Regions from separate parts of the Homo sapiens genome. Here region 1 is linked to region 2. Evidence: chromatin contacts called from ENCODE Hi-C or POLR2A ChIA-PET data. All regions are on one chromosome and are shown on one strand. Each heading gives the region's core, a stretch centred on a gene start or an enhancer-like site at or near the end of the contact. The rest is flanking DNA. Distances are from core to core; before and after follow the strand shown.

Evidence for each region. A loop is a pair of places that touch in the nucleus more often than their neighbours do. ChIA-PET counts read pairs that join two places held with the same protein, here RNA polymerase II (POLR2A). Pooled maps may share reads with other maps.
Region 1: a loop to region 2 is called in a map of CD4-positive, alpha-beta T cell, with 9 times the contacts of the local background. The contact joins the promoter of CHD8 here to the promoter of APEX1 in region 2. A Hi-C loop is called at or near these places in 4 of 168 maps with a recorded cell type or tissue (B cell, CD4-positive, alpha-beta T cell, ascending aorta and 1 more), 5 of 37 single-sample maps with no recorded cell type and 15 of 50 pooled maps. POLR2A ChIA-PET finds 5 or more read pairs at or near these places in 4 of 52 experiments (K562, activated B cell, activated CD4-positive, alpha-beta T cell and 1 more).

Annotation. Positions count from the first base shown.
Region 1 is chr14:21,451,006-21,457,564 of GRCh38, forward strand. CHD8 (chromodomain helicase DNA binding protein 8) reads right to left here and starts at 5,118. Exons shown (of 38, transcript NM_001170629.2): 1 at 5,027-5,118. It overlaps LOC124903283 (a long non-coding RNA gene), which reads left to right and starts at 5,392. Exons shown (of 2, transcript XR_007064064.1): 1 at 5,392-5,472. RefSeq lists enhancers at 4,861-5,550, 5,415-5,966, 5,581-5,630, 5,641-5,690, 5,967-6,518 and 1 more.
Region 2 is chr14:20,453,689-20,460,819 of GRCh38, forward strand. APEX1 (apurinic/apyrimidinic endodeoxyribonuclease 1) reads left to right here and starts at 1,538. Exons shown (of 5, transcript NM_001641.4): 1 at 1,538-1,706; 2 at 1,890-2,015; 3 at 2,226-2,413; 4 at 2,980-3,172; 5 at 3,303-4,079. The coding sequence starts at 1,958. The coding sequence ends at 3,820. OSGEP (O-sialoglycoprotein endopeptidase) reads right to left here and starts at 1,124. Exons shown (of 11, transcript NM_017807.4): 1 at 881-1,124. The coding sequence starts at 995. It overlaps PIP4P1 (phosphatidylinositol-4,5-bisphosphate 4-phosphatase 1), which reads right to left. Exons shown (of 7, transcript NM_144568.4): 2 at 6,967-7,131; 3 at 6,504-6,610; 4 at 5,940-6,045; 5 at 5,700-5,752; 6 at 5,518-5,608; 7 at 3,993-5,014. The coding sequence ends at 4,871. RefSeq lists promoters at 1,037-1,481, 1,111-1,648, 1,313-1,647, enhancers at 1,072-1,161, 1,582-1,801, 7,066-7,131, cis regulatory regions at 1,108-1,438, 1,369-1,524, 1,395-1,436, 1,433-1,438, 1,449-1,481 and 2 more and a silencer at 3,402-3,696.

The DNA of each region.
Region 1 (6,559 bases), core at 3,868-6,367, 1.0 Mb after region 2:
AAGTCATATACAATAAATATCTATGAAATATTAATATACAAAGGAAAGAAAATAAGGGATATTTCACTCCTTAAATGACAAGGTCAACCCTTTCTTAATAATTACACATAACAGTAAATCATAGTTCTGGAAACTCTTTCCAAACAAACTAGTGAGAATATACTACAGGAAAATCTGAATTTGAAGAGGTTAGAATGTTGTCTAAGATCCCTACACTGCTCCACTGCTTAAAATATATTCCTGGATCTTTCCCTGCTGAAGACTAATGTAAAAGTAATTATCGGCTGGGTGCGGTAGCTCACACCTGTAATCCCAGCTCTTAGGGAGGCAGAGGCAGGAGGATAGCTTGAGCCCAGGAGTTTGAGACCAGCCTGGCCAACATAGTGAAACCCCGACTCTACTAAAAATACAAAAAATTAGCCGGGCATGGTGGCACGCGCCTATAGTCCCAGCTACTCGGGGAGGCTGAGGCAGGAGAGTCACCTGAACCCGGGAGGCGGAGGTTGTGCTGAGCCGAGATCGCTCCATTGTACTCCAGCCTGGGCAACAGAGTGAGACTCTGTCTCAAAAAAAAAAAAAAAAAAAAAAAAAAAAAAGTAATTATCTATGCCAGGCTAATTTCTATCTATGCCTGCTGGAATTTTTATTATCCTGTACCATACAATTAATGGGTAGAAATTACGTGCTTTAAGTCTCCTGCTGCAACCTGAAGGCAACAAATAAGATATTTTGAAGTTGACCATTTTGCTTCATGTAACATTAACAAACTAAGGGCCTAGTGAAGGATGGAAACTATATAATTAATAATAAAAGGGCAAAAGAAATGTTACCTAGAGAACAGCTTAATGAGAAACGTCAGAGATTAAGATACTTTGTAGTTTAAACGTAAAACATTAAGTAACTACAAAGAGGTGGACTTATTTTACAATACAAATACAATGAAAACTTTAGAGTTTCATTTAAAGTTTACTCACCCACAAAACTGAGAGATTAAAGGAGAAAAAGGTTATCCAAGACAAAATCTAGAATGCAGTAAATGTTTTGTTGTTGTTTTGAGACAGAGTCTCGCTCTGTCACCAGGCTAGAGTGCAGTGGCACGATCTAGGCTCACTGCCATCTCCGCCTCCCTGGTTCAAGTGATTCTCCTGCCTCAGCCTCCCGAGTAGCTGGGCCTACAGGACCACGCCACCACGCCCAGCTAATTTTTGTATTTTTTTAAGTAGAGACGGGGTTTCACCATGTTGGCTAGGATGCCCGCCTTGGCCTCCCAAAGTGCTGGGATTACAGGCGTGAGCCACTGCACCCAGCCAGAATGCAATAAATGTTAAATAAACTTTAGGTAAAAGAAAACTTCAGGCCTGGTGTGGTGGCTCACGCTTGTAATCCTGGCACTTTGGGAGGCCGAGGCAGGCAGATCAGCCTGAGGTCAGGAGTTTGAGACAAGCCTGGCCAACATGGTGAAACCCTGTCTCTGCTAAAAATACAAAAAATTAGCCAGGCGTGGTGGCACACGCCTTAACCCCAGCTACTTGGGAAGCTAAAGCAGGAGAATCACTTGAACCCAGGAGGTGGAGGTTGCAGTAAGCCGAGATCGCGCCACTGCGCTCCAGCCTGGGAGACACAGGGAGACTTGTCTCAAAAGAAAAAAAAAAAAGAAAACTTCATACAACAATCCCATTACATAGAAATACAACTGTCAGCCGGGCGCAGTGGCTGACGCCTGTAATCCCAGCGATTTGGGTGGCCGAGACAGGCCGATCATGAGGTCAGGAGTTAAAGACCAGCCTGGCCAATATGGTGAAACCCTGTCTCTACTAAAAATACAAAAATTAGCCGGGCATGGTGGTGCGCGCCTGTAGTCCCAGCTACTCGGAAGGCTGAGGCAGAAGAATCACTTGAACTGGGAGGCAGAGCTTTCAGTGAGCAAAGATCGCACCACTGCATTCCTGCCTGGGTGACACAGCGAGACTCCATCTCAAAAAAAAAAAAAGAAAACAAAAAACAAAGAAATACAACTGTCAGGCTGGGTGTGGTGGCCCACACCTGTAATCCCAGCACTTCGGGAGGCCAAGGTGGGTGGATCACTTGAGCCGAGGAGTTCAAGACCAGCTGGGGCAAGATGGCAAGACCCCGTCTCTTAAGAAAGAAAGAAAGACAACTCTCATTTGGGTGCTAGGTACCAAAGAAAGACCACATCTTGAAAATTAGATACCCTAAAAGGTTTCAATTTTCACGAGGTCAGGAGTTAAAGACCAGCCTGGCCAATATGGTGAAACCCCGTCTCTACTAAAAATACAGAAATTACATTCCCTAAAAGGTTTCAGCTAAACAGAAGCAAAAGTGTACAACGTCAGTGAATTAAGTGAAAAGGAAAGTGAGCAAAATCACAGGAAGATGAAAAGATCACCAACTTGGTGAGACAAAAGAATAAAAGATCATAGATCATGTAAGAGGGGATATAAAAAGTTAAAGTGAGATAAGAAACATGATAGTCTGTCAATGAATCAAATGCTAAAGGTAAAATAGTAAATATTATACCACAATGGTCACAGTAATGTAAGGACAGGTCATGCGAAGACCTGCAGATCAAGGACTGGCTCAAATCCAACTCCAGAAGTAGAGAGATTCTAGAGGTGAAAGTGGAGACTCGAGAGAAATGTTTGTCTTCTGTTTTCCTCCCAAGTATTAGGCTCAATGTAAGCTCAGAAGATAGCTTAACTCTTCCAGAGCTGTAGACAAACAGTTCACTAAAGCATTTAGCATTCATCTGAATGTTACAGTCCTTTCACATATGAGAATATCAAATCTTATTTCTTCAGTAAGCAAACACAGTTTTGACACCCACAACTTAATCTTAAGTGGTAATTTTGCTTAGAAAAGTGGCTCATGCCTGTAATCCCAGCACTTCGGGAGGCCGAGGCGGGAGGATCACGAGGTCAGAAGTTCAAGACCAGCCTAGCCAATATGGTGAAACCCCGTCTCTACTAAAAATAAAAAAAAAAATTAGCCAAGCATGGTGGCGGGCGCCTGTAATCCCAGCTACTCGGAAGGCTCAGGCAGGAGAATTACTTGAACCTGGGAGGCGGAGGTTGCAGTGAGCCGAGATCCTGCCACTGCACTCCAGCCTGGGTGACAGAGCAAGACTCCGTCTCAAAAAAAAAGAAAAGAAAAGAAAAGAAAAGAAAAGAAAAGAAAAGAAAAGAAAAGAAAAGAAAACTGACAAAACCAAAAGAGCAGATGCACAGGACAGATCAAACATGGAGAATACAAAAACTGTTCAAGTACTCATACACTGTTCCATTATATCCCTTATCCCAATCCATTACTCCTTTGCTATCCTCTGGCTGTGTCGCCCAGGCCGGAATGCAGGGGCACGATCTTGGCTCACTGCAATCTCCACCTCCAGGGTTCAAGCGATTTTCATGCCTTGGCCTCCCATGTAGCTGGGACTACAGGCACGCGTCACCATGCCCGGCTAATTTTTTTTTGTATTTTTTGTACTTTTAGAGACGGGGTTTCACCATGTTGGTCAGGCTGGTCTCGAACTCCTGACTTCAAGTGATCCGTCCGCCTCCACCTCCCAAAGTGCTGAGATTACAAGCGTGAGCCACTATTTCAGTTTTAAACTTTCTCCTAAGCCTGTCTCTTCAAACTTGCCTACTCTCTCTTTGGCCAATATCTTTCACTTGCCTTCAGATCCACTGACACGCCTCTCTTGCAGCAGAAGGTCTTCTTACATGGAAAATGTTTTTCTTATCATAACTCTTTTTTTAAGGGTTGGGATAATTCCAAAGTACTTGAAATAAGTTTCTCATATCTTGCTCTATGAGGTTGACTAGAATTTGTTCTGAAACCTATTGGATGACCAATACAAAAGAAATTCCTAAGCAGAAGACACGATCTAATTAACTAACACAGGACACGATTCAAATCACAAACTCACTTTCGATATGTAATGTGCCCCACACCAGATGACTTCAGCATATGCTAACCTAGGCTGAGAATCCTTGACTGAGTCGACAAACTCAGAAAAGCATGGAGATGAAACGATCTGTAGACGCCGCTGTGATGGTAGGATGCAGCAGACACTGATAAGGCAGCTCCCCTGGCTTGTGTTTGGGGCGCTCCGCTGTTTATTCTTTAATAGAAAAAGACAGAGTTCTAAATCTTTGACTTCTGGCTCACTTTGCTTAGCCATACGAAAGAGATGGGTCCACTATATACCTTTTCTGTGAAGACCCTAACCGCTTCAAGACTGTCCCTTAAAAAGCAAGAGGCTGCTGCATTTATACAGCTGCTGCAGGGAAATTCCCTGCGACACTAGAGACAGGTAAATAAACTGCATTCGTTCCAAAGCAGGGGGAAGGGTCTTCTATCAGTGACGAGTTTACATAATGCAACGGAAAACCAGTGAGCTCTGCAGACCTGTCAAGGAGGATGCAAGGCTTGAGCTCCTCTCTTCCCACCATCTCTAAACATTCTCCAACAGCCTGCTCTTCACTGCCAGGAGACCCACAGAACTTACACCTGAGAATGAGTAACAATCTGCTTACGCTTACCCCATGCTTTCCTACCCACCTTTATTATTAAAATACAGAAGAAAAAAAAATAAAAAGAAGTAGAAAACCCTAACCACCTATTTCTGAATCCAAAGTATGGAGTAACCAAACGGGGCCGAGGAGTTTTCCCTTCTCTGAAGAGAGGAGAACAAGGCGCCGCCTCCAATCTACACTACGCCCAGTAATGCAATGACAAGCCCTGAAAACTCCACAGCGTCCCAAGCAGTCCCTCGCGGCTCGGCCCGGCTCGGACCCCGCGGCCCGGCAGCCACCCTCTCCCCCGGCCTCTCACAAAGGAGACTGGTTCAGTCCGGAGCATCACCCCGCACCTGATCCCTCACAACTGGGGGGCGAGCAGGGGGTGGAAGAGAGAGGAGAAGGAGTTACTTAAATCAAATCTCTGAGAGCCTCAGCTTTTGCTGACTCCTGGCCCAGCACTGAGGAGCGGGTGCGAGCGGGAAGCCTACCTGTGCAAGTCCTGGTACTTCCTTTCCAGGCAGCGTTTCAACTCACCCTCTCCGAGAACAAGGCGCCTTCCGGCGGAGCATGGCCAGCCCTCGCCTCAATCTAGCTTGCTAGTAGTCCATTCTCCCTAGGCTCCGCCCCCCTGCGCTCCCATCCGCCAATGGCAGCACCGAAGCCCGGCCTCTTCCAGCGAGCTAGTGTGAGCGCCATCCAGGAAGTCTCTTGAGGGTGGAAGGTCCTAGGAGGATGAGAAGGGTACGTAGGCGACCACAAATATGCCTGATTGAAAATAAAATCTGGCGGCGGCTCGCCTCTGACGACTCAGTTCACAGGCGGCCAGGCCCCTCGGCATCTTTTTTTGACCCCCGCCATTGGGGGCGCTGTGAACTAAAACAACACTTAGTTACCTACTTCTGGGAAGCCATCTTGGCTCGGACTCCGGGACTGGGTGAGAGTGCTTAAAGAATGTGAAGACCCTGTCGGTGTTCTGTCCGACTATCTAGGTCCAGCCCGAACATACTCTGCTGTATACACTTAGGAGGCCCCTCAGTCACGACGTGAAACCCTGGAGTAATGCCGTATGTGGTTACGGGCAACAACCACCACCACCCTCTCACTTAACTGTAGGAGTAAAGCAATTTTAACAAATCAAATAAGCAAAAATTAATTCTTCTAATGAGAGTGAAAGTTGCACTTTCCTAGGGTAATCCTTTATGGACACCTCACTCAAAATATCAGGACATGTATCTATTATAGGTGCTACTAAGCTTTAGGATTCACTGCAAATTTTCCAGTAGGGGCACTGTGAATCAGTTGGAAATCAAGAACAGGACTTAAGGAGGAATTCCTTTTTTTTTTTAAAGGCCTAATTTTTTTTTTTTTTTTTGAGATGGAGTCTCGCTCGGTCACCCAGGCTGGAGTGCAGTGGGGCGATCTCGGCTCACTGCAACCTCTGCCTCCCGGGTTCAAGCAATTCTCCTGTCTCAGCTTCCTGAGTAGCTGAGACTACAGGCTCCCGCCACCACGCCCAGCTAATTTTTGTATTTTTAGTAGAGACGGGGTTTCGCCATGTTGGTCAGGCTGGTTTCGAACTCCAGACCTCAAGTGATCCGCCCACCTCGGCCTCCCAAAGTGCTGGGATTACAGACATGAGCCACCATTCCTGGCCAAGAAATCTTTTTTAAAGTTGTGAGTGAGGGAATCCTTCCAGATTATTAAAGGAATTTCTCAAGGAGTAACATAATTGCATGGTCTTACATGATAGGAGCTCAGAGACATCAAGAAGTCATATGAGTGATAAGACTCGGCCTTAAGCTGGGCGCAGTGGCTCACGCCTGTAATCCCAGCACTTTGGGAGGCTGAGGCGGGTGGATCGCCTGAGGTCAGGAGTTCGAGAGCAGCCTGGCCAACATAGTGAAACCCCGTCTCTAGTAAAGATACAAAAAAAAATTAGCCGGGCGTGGTGGCAGACACCCATAATCCCAGCTACTCGGGAGGCTGAGGCAGGAGAATCGCTTGAACCCAGGAGGCGGAGG
Region 2 (7,131 bases), core at 288-2,787:
TCTTCAAGACCTAATGATACAGGTATTATTCCCATTTTAAAAACAAAGACCAGGCCCGAGCGGTGGCTCATGCCTGTAATTTCCACACTTTGGGAGGCTGGGGTGGGCGGATCATCTGAGGTCAGGAGTTCGAGACCAGCTTGGCCTGGTGGAAACCCCGACTCTACTAAAAATACAAAATTTAGCTGGATGTGGTGGCGCACACCTATAGTCCTAGCTACTTGGGAGGCTGGGGTAGAAGAATCGCTTGAACCTGGAAGGCAGAGATTGCAGTGAGCCGAGATCGTGCCACTGCATTCCAGCCTGGGCGACAGAGCAAGACTCTGTCTCAAAAAAATAAAATAAAATAAAAAATAAAGACCAAATGTCCAAAACAAAAATATTTAATATGAATATAGCAAAGCCAGCCAGTTCTGTCTGACATGTAAGCCGGGAGTCTTTCCACTCTCATCTCTCTACTCATCCTAGAATATTTCAAAAAATAATTTTTTTTTAAAAAGGGAGTGTATATTCAGGGCAACTGGAATCTATACTCCTGCTAAGCGTTTTTTAAACAGAATATTTCGAGTCCATCTCTATTATACTGTTTATCATGCTGTAGTATAAACATCTATTTATATGTCTGACTCCACAGCAGTATAACATCTATTTCTGAATACTTAGCACATAAAATGCGCTCAGTAAAAGGTAAATGAACTCATCAGATCCACGTCCAAGTGCCTGTAACTCTTCTAGTCATCAGCCTTGTGACGTTAATAATGTCACATAATTTCAATGAGACTCGGATCGAAAGCTGCACCTCACTAGTATTTAGGAAGATGGAAGGCTGATTCTGTGCGGGGAAGTGCGCGGAAAACTCTTAAGTCCCCTACTCACCAACCTGTGCCAGGAGGCGTGACGTAAGTCCGCCGCGGGTTCGCCAGCACCTTGCCATCCCGCACCACGCCCACGCCAATCTTATTGGCGCTGCCTTCAAAACCCAGCACCGCCGGCATGGCGGAGGCTGGGAGAAAACGCCGACAGGACTCCTGGCAATGTCAGGAGCTGTGGAGGTCCTCACTAGTCCGCGCTGGGCCGCAGCTTTCCGGAGCGCAGAGGAAGCTGGCCAGCCTGCAGATAGCACTGGGAAAGACACCGCGGAACTCCCGCGAGCGGAGACCCGCCAAGGCCCCTCCAGGGACCTGTCTTCCTAACTGCCAGGGACGCCGAGCCAACTCTGTGCCTTACATTCGTATCCGTTTTCCTATCTCTTTCCCGTGGTCCAGCCCAGCCTTCTCCACTGTTTTTTTCCCTCTTGCACATAGTTAGAATCTTAAGTCAGTGTCACACAATGTGCTGTGCATCTGGCACAACGATAAACAGCCCGAGGGAGGGTTGGGGACCTAAGTGTCCTAGAGAATTAGAGGAGGGAGGCGAGGCTAAGCGTCTCCGTCACGTGGTGTCAGACAGACCAATCACGCGCATTCTTCGGCCACGACAAGCGCGCCTCTGATCACGTGACCAGGTCCGCTACCCACGTGGGGGCTCAGCGTGCACCCTTCTTTGTGCTCGGGTTAGGAGGAGCTAGGCTGCCATCGGGCCGGTGCAGATACGGGGTTGCTCTTTTGCTCATAAGAGGGGCTTCGCTGGCAGTCTGAACGGCAAGCTTGAGTCAGGACCCTTAATTAAGATCCTCAATTGGCTGGAGGGCAGATCTCGCGAGTAGGGTACAAGGCACTATGAAATGATCTAGTTTCGTGGGTGAGGGGCTGAAGGGCCTATGATGCACGGAGGCGGGGAAAGGATTTAGAGATAACGTGGTTTGAAAGGCGGGACCTGGTGCGGGGACGCTCTTGGGAGGAGTCTTCTCCCCAGCCTTAGCTGGTTTCATGATTTCTTTGCGTCTGTAGGCAACGCGGTAAAAATATTGCTTCGGTGGGTGACGCGGTACAGCTGCCCAAGGGCGTTCGTAACGGGAATGCCGAAGCGTGGGAAAAAGGGAGCGGTGGCGGAAGACGGGGATGAGCTCAGGACAGGTAAGGGAATGAAATCAGCCCTTCTTCCTAGAAGCTGCGGCGGGGGTGTTTGTCATTCCCTTGATGTACGGTAAGTACGGGCCGACTCATTTTTGCAGGGGTTTGTGAAGAAGTCGCAGGAACCGTAGGCTTTCGTTGGGTCTATAGTTAACGCCGGATCGCAGTTGGAAACCACCAGCTTTTTGTCAGTATATATTACTCATTTTATAGAGCCAGAGGCCAAGAAGAGTAAGACGGCCGCAAAGAAAAATGACAAAGAGGCAGCAGGAGAGGGCCCAGCCCTGTATGAGGACCCCCCAGATCAGAAAACCTCACCCAGTGGCAAACCTGCCACACTCAAGATCTGCTCTTGGAATGTGGATGGGCTTCGAGCCTGGATTAAGAAGAAAGGATTAGATGTGAGTGGAATTTGAGGGAAAGAGACATTTTTTAGTATTGAATGGTCTTAGGGTTTAGTCACCCCTTTTCTCCGTTTAGCCTTCAGGCTGTTTTATTTTTCTCCTGCCCGTAGTTTTCTGTGGGGCTTCCCCAGTCTTGCCAGTTGTATTTCCTAAATGTCTGTTCCTTCACTTCCATTGCCATTTTCTTTTTTAGTGTTCTCTCCTCTTCCCAGAATGTTGCAAAAACCTCTTCACTATACTTCCTCCATTTTATCTTCCTGCATTGCATTCCATATGAAGCATGTCCTCCATTCCATTAACCATAGCTTAAAAATCTTAGCTTGCTATCCACTGCCTATAGAAAAAACACATCTCCTTGGCATAGCATGTAAGACTTTCTTACCTCTCTATATTTGTTTTCATTTATCTAGCTTAGAATTGTTTGAATATTGTGCTGCTTGACTCGAACTCCTTAGGCCAAGAGACTGTTTAACCCGTGCGTATCTATGACTTAGCATATAGATTATTCAATAAATGTTCTGCTGAATTGATAATACGTTTTCCACCTTTCTTTTCACTTACAGTGGGTAAAGGAAGAAGCCCCAGATATACTGTGCCTTCAAGAGACCAAATGTTCAGAGAACAAACTACCAGCTGAACTTCAGGAGCTGCCTGGACTCTCTCATCAATACTGGTCAGCTCCTTCGGACAAGGAAGGGTACAGTGGCGTGGGCCTGCTTTCCCGCCAGTGCCCACTCAAAGTTTCTTACGGCATAGGTGAGACCCTATTGATGCCTAATGCCTGAACTCTTCAAAACCAATTGCTAATTCTCTATCTCTGCCCCACCTCTTGATTGCTTTCCCTTTTCTTATAGTTTTTTATGCTAATTCTGTTTCATTTCTATAGGCGATGAGGAGCATGATCAGGAAGGCCGGGTGATTGTGGCTGAATTTGACTCGTTTGTGCTGGTAACAGCATATGTACCTAATGCAGGCCGAGGTCTGGTACGACTGGAGTACCGGCAGCGCTGGGATGAAGCCTTTCGCAAGTTCCTGAAGGGCCTGGCTTCCCGAAAGCCCCTTGTGCTGTGTGGAGACCTCAATGTGGCACATGAAGAAATTGACCTTCGCAACCCCAAGGGGAACAAAAAGAATGCTGGCTTCACGCCACAAGAGCGCCAAGGCTTCGGGGAATTACTGCAGGCTGTGCCACTGGCTGACAGCTTTAGGCACCTCTACCCCAACACACCCTATGCCTACACCTTTTGGACTTATATGATGAATGCTCGATCCAAGAATGTTGGTTGGCGCCTTGATTACTTTTTGTTGTCCCACTCTCTGTTACCTGCATTGTGTGACAGCAAGATCCGTTCCAAGGCCCTCGGCAGTGATCACTGTCCTATCACCCTATACCTAGCACTGTGACACCACCCCTAAATCACTTTGAGCCTGGGAAATAAGCCCCCTCAACTACCATTCCTTCTTTAAACACTCTTCAGAGAAATCTGCATTCTATTTCTCATGTATAAAACTAGGAATCCTCCAACCAGGCTCCTGTGATAGAGTTCTTTTAAGCCCAAGATTTTTTATTTGAGGGTTTTTTGTTTTTTAAAAAAAAATTGAACAAAGACTACTAATGACTTTGTTTGAATTATCCACATGAAAATAAAGAGCCATAGTTTCAGCCTTGCTGTCTTCGTGTCTTACCCCTTCGTGGGGCTACACATTCTCTTCCTCATATTTTCATGCACACAAGTTAACAACTGAAAAAGCGTAGAGTCATGACCTTATTTATTTACAAGCACAGGATAAGTCCCTAACCTCCCCCAAAGACTGAGCAACCCTACCCAGCCCAGTTAAATACTGCAACTGGGGGGGTAAAAAAGGTCGGGAGGAGGAATTAAGGGAAATACAGGAATAGGGGAACATATCCCACATTAAATAGTTATATACACATCAGTTCCTGTGGTTCTGTACAGAGCAGCGGCTGACCCCACCCCCACAGGACACAATGTGGGGAGAGGAGACTGAGGGTACTGAGGCCAGAGCCAACCTCTGGTGAAGTGCAATAGCAGCAGCAAAGTCCTAATGGTGCACAAGAGGGAGGGGAACCCCCAGGGCTACCCACCCCCACCCTGCCCTGGAATGTGTAAGGGACAGGAATGGCTCTCAGGGAGCACACAGGAAGGACAAGGCTGGAACCGTCTTCAGGGCCCAGTTTTAAGGGCAACGTTTTGCCTACTTCACCCTAGACACAGCAACCCTTGGAGGAAAGCAGATGGTCAGCAGTGCTCTTATCTGCCCCTCCAAACCTAAGTGAGGGCCTGGTTCCTTCCTACCTCTCCCCAGGGAAAAGGAAGGCAGCTGCTTGGCTTCCTTCTAGAAGCCCCGGGAGCCTTTAACTACCCCAGCTCCCTTCGTAGTGTCACTGTCCCCACCAGGGAGGGGCCAGGCACAGTCTGTGGGTCATCAGGCTCAGGAGAAGTTCTGGACAGGGTGGCTGACCTTCATACAGGCCCAATAAAGAGCCCGGCCCAAACACAGCACAGCCAACAGGATGACAAATGCCCAGGCTGCATAGATGCCTCCATATCGCCGTGCATGCTTCCATGTGCCAAACTGATGAAGATAAGGAGGGAGAAGAAAAGAAAGATGGGGTTAATGTTGGTCTCCACTACCTCCTATTAGTTCTAAGAACAGTAATAACTCACGCTTCAGTCCTTGTTCCTTATCCACATGTAGCCACCCTCAGGGACCTTCTTAAAGGCAGAGCTGATCAGCTTCCTTCCCTTAGGCGTAACATACTCATCCCATCCCACACTGTATCTCAGTTTTTCTTAATATCTGACAACTGAGCCAGGTTTGAAAAATAGCAACTCTTAAATTAAGAATTTCACTGTCCTATCCTCATCCTACAGAGAAAGGAAGGCTGTTTTTCACTCTTGTAGTAGTAATAAAGTCTGTTTGATCAGCCACTTTGCACTTTAGCTCATCCATATCTTAAAACAAAACAAACTAGTCCCCCAAGTTTCTTCCACTTTTTTTTAGGGTAGCAGTTTCCCAAATCTTAGCCTATGGAGATGAGGCTGCAGAATGAAAGAGGTTGGGGCAAGGGTACTCACGGCAAGGCCAGTGGCAGTGACTGCCAAAAGCAAGCCAAGCAAGAAGCAGCAGATACATCTCTTACGTGGGTATCTGCGCCCAATAGATGACCTGTGGGGAGGCAAATAGAAATGGATGCTTTCTATGGCCTTGTAGTTTTTACTCCATACATCAATTACCAGCTCAATCCCTAATCACTTACACTTTCCTGCAGTGAGGACAACGTGCCAAAGTGCGGTCTGTGAACTCTGTCCACTATGGAGAAAGAAAACAAAAATAATAGCACAAGCAGGGTCTCCCTCAATGAGAACCTTGGGGTGGGGATGCAGAACATGTTCCCATAGGACAGACCTTTCAGGGGTCATTACCATTACTCTAAGAAATATACTCGAAATGACTCTTAGTCTCCTTTCCCCTCCCCTTCCCAATACCCCTTCCTCACCAGAAAAGTATTCTTGCAATGTCCACAGATAACCCTGACACCCATGGGTTGGGGTTCTGGACTCAGAGGTCCGGGATGCACAGGCCCCAGGTTGATGATTCTTTTGCTATACAAAAGAAAAAGACTTGTATTTTCAAACTTGTGTTTGAAAAATTTTTAATCCTAAAAATCTTCACAGTCCCTGTTCCACATCCCCCACTCCCTGTCTATTAAGTCACTCGACTTCTCTGTACTTAAGATACTCTGTCCCCCAACTGTATACCCTCAAGAATCCTTGAGAAAGAAAGAGCACTGTTTAAACTTCAGGTCCCCAATTCCCCTCCGACCTCAGGATAACACACCCAGTCCCCAAGGCTCTCTATTCTCCGAAACGACATCATTTCATCTCAATATTTTTATTGAGAAACGAGAAAGACAGCTATAACATTCCTGAGGCACATGCTTCAAAGCCTTTTCTCCTAAATAAACACTAGGCTCTCTCACCTTTACATTCTCTGTATACGCTCATCCTTTTTTGACTTTCCAGTTCCCCACTTAGGCCCTTCCCCACCTTATGCCTCTTACCAGTAGGGCCGAGGGCATGCAATCCGTTGGGATGTCACTTTGCAGATAAGGAGACAGTTACAGGGGCATCGAACATATTTTTTCCCTGGGGGTGCATTCTTGATTGGCTAGAGAATAATAGGGTCATCAGCAAGCAAACCTCTAATCCCAATCCCCTCCACTTCCCTCCAAAAACACTTTATGAGATCAGAAAAATAAGGTGCTAACCAGGAAGGAGAAATAAAAGAAAGACTATATCATGAGATTTGCAAATAGGAACTAGGCTAGGTGTAAAAGTGAGAGAAAGTGAACATTAGCTTTGGTGAGTGGCTTCTGGGGAAATGGCTGTGTGAGACACCTGGAACTGAAACCTGGGTATCATCAAAAGCACTTGGCTAATAGCCGGAAGGTCAGGGTCTAGAACCAAGACATCAGAAAGAGGATCCAGGAAACAGGGCCCATTTCATAGATATGTGTAACTCACGGTGGCTTCATTGCAGACACCACATTTGACTACATGCTGATGCATCTTGCCTTCCACGTTGATGAGAGATTGGCAGACTCGGCAGGTGATCATAGGGGCACTCCCACTGTCCGGGCTAGTTAAGGGTGAATAGGGGGGTGGGTCCTCCCCAGGCAACACGGCTGG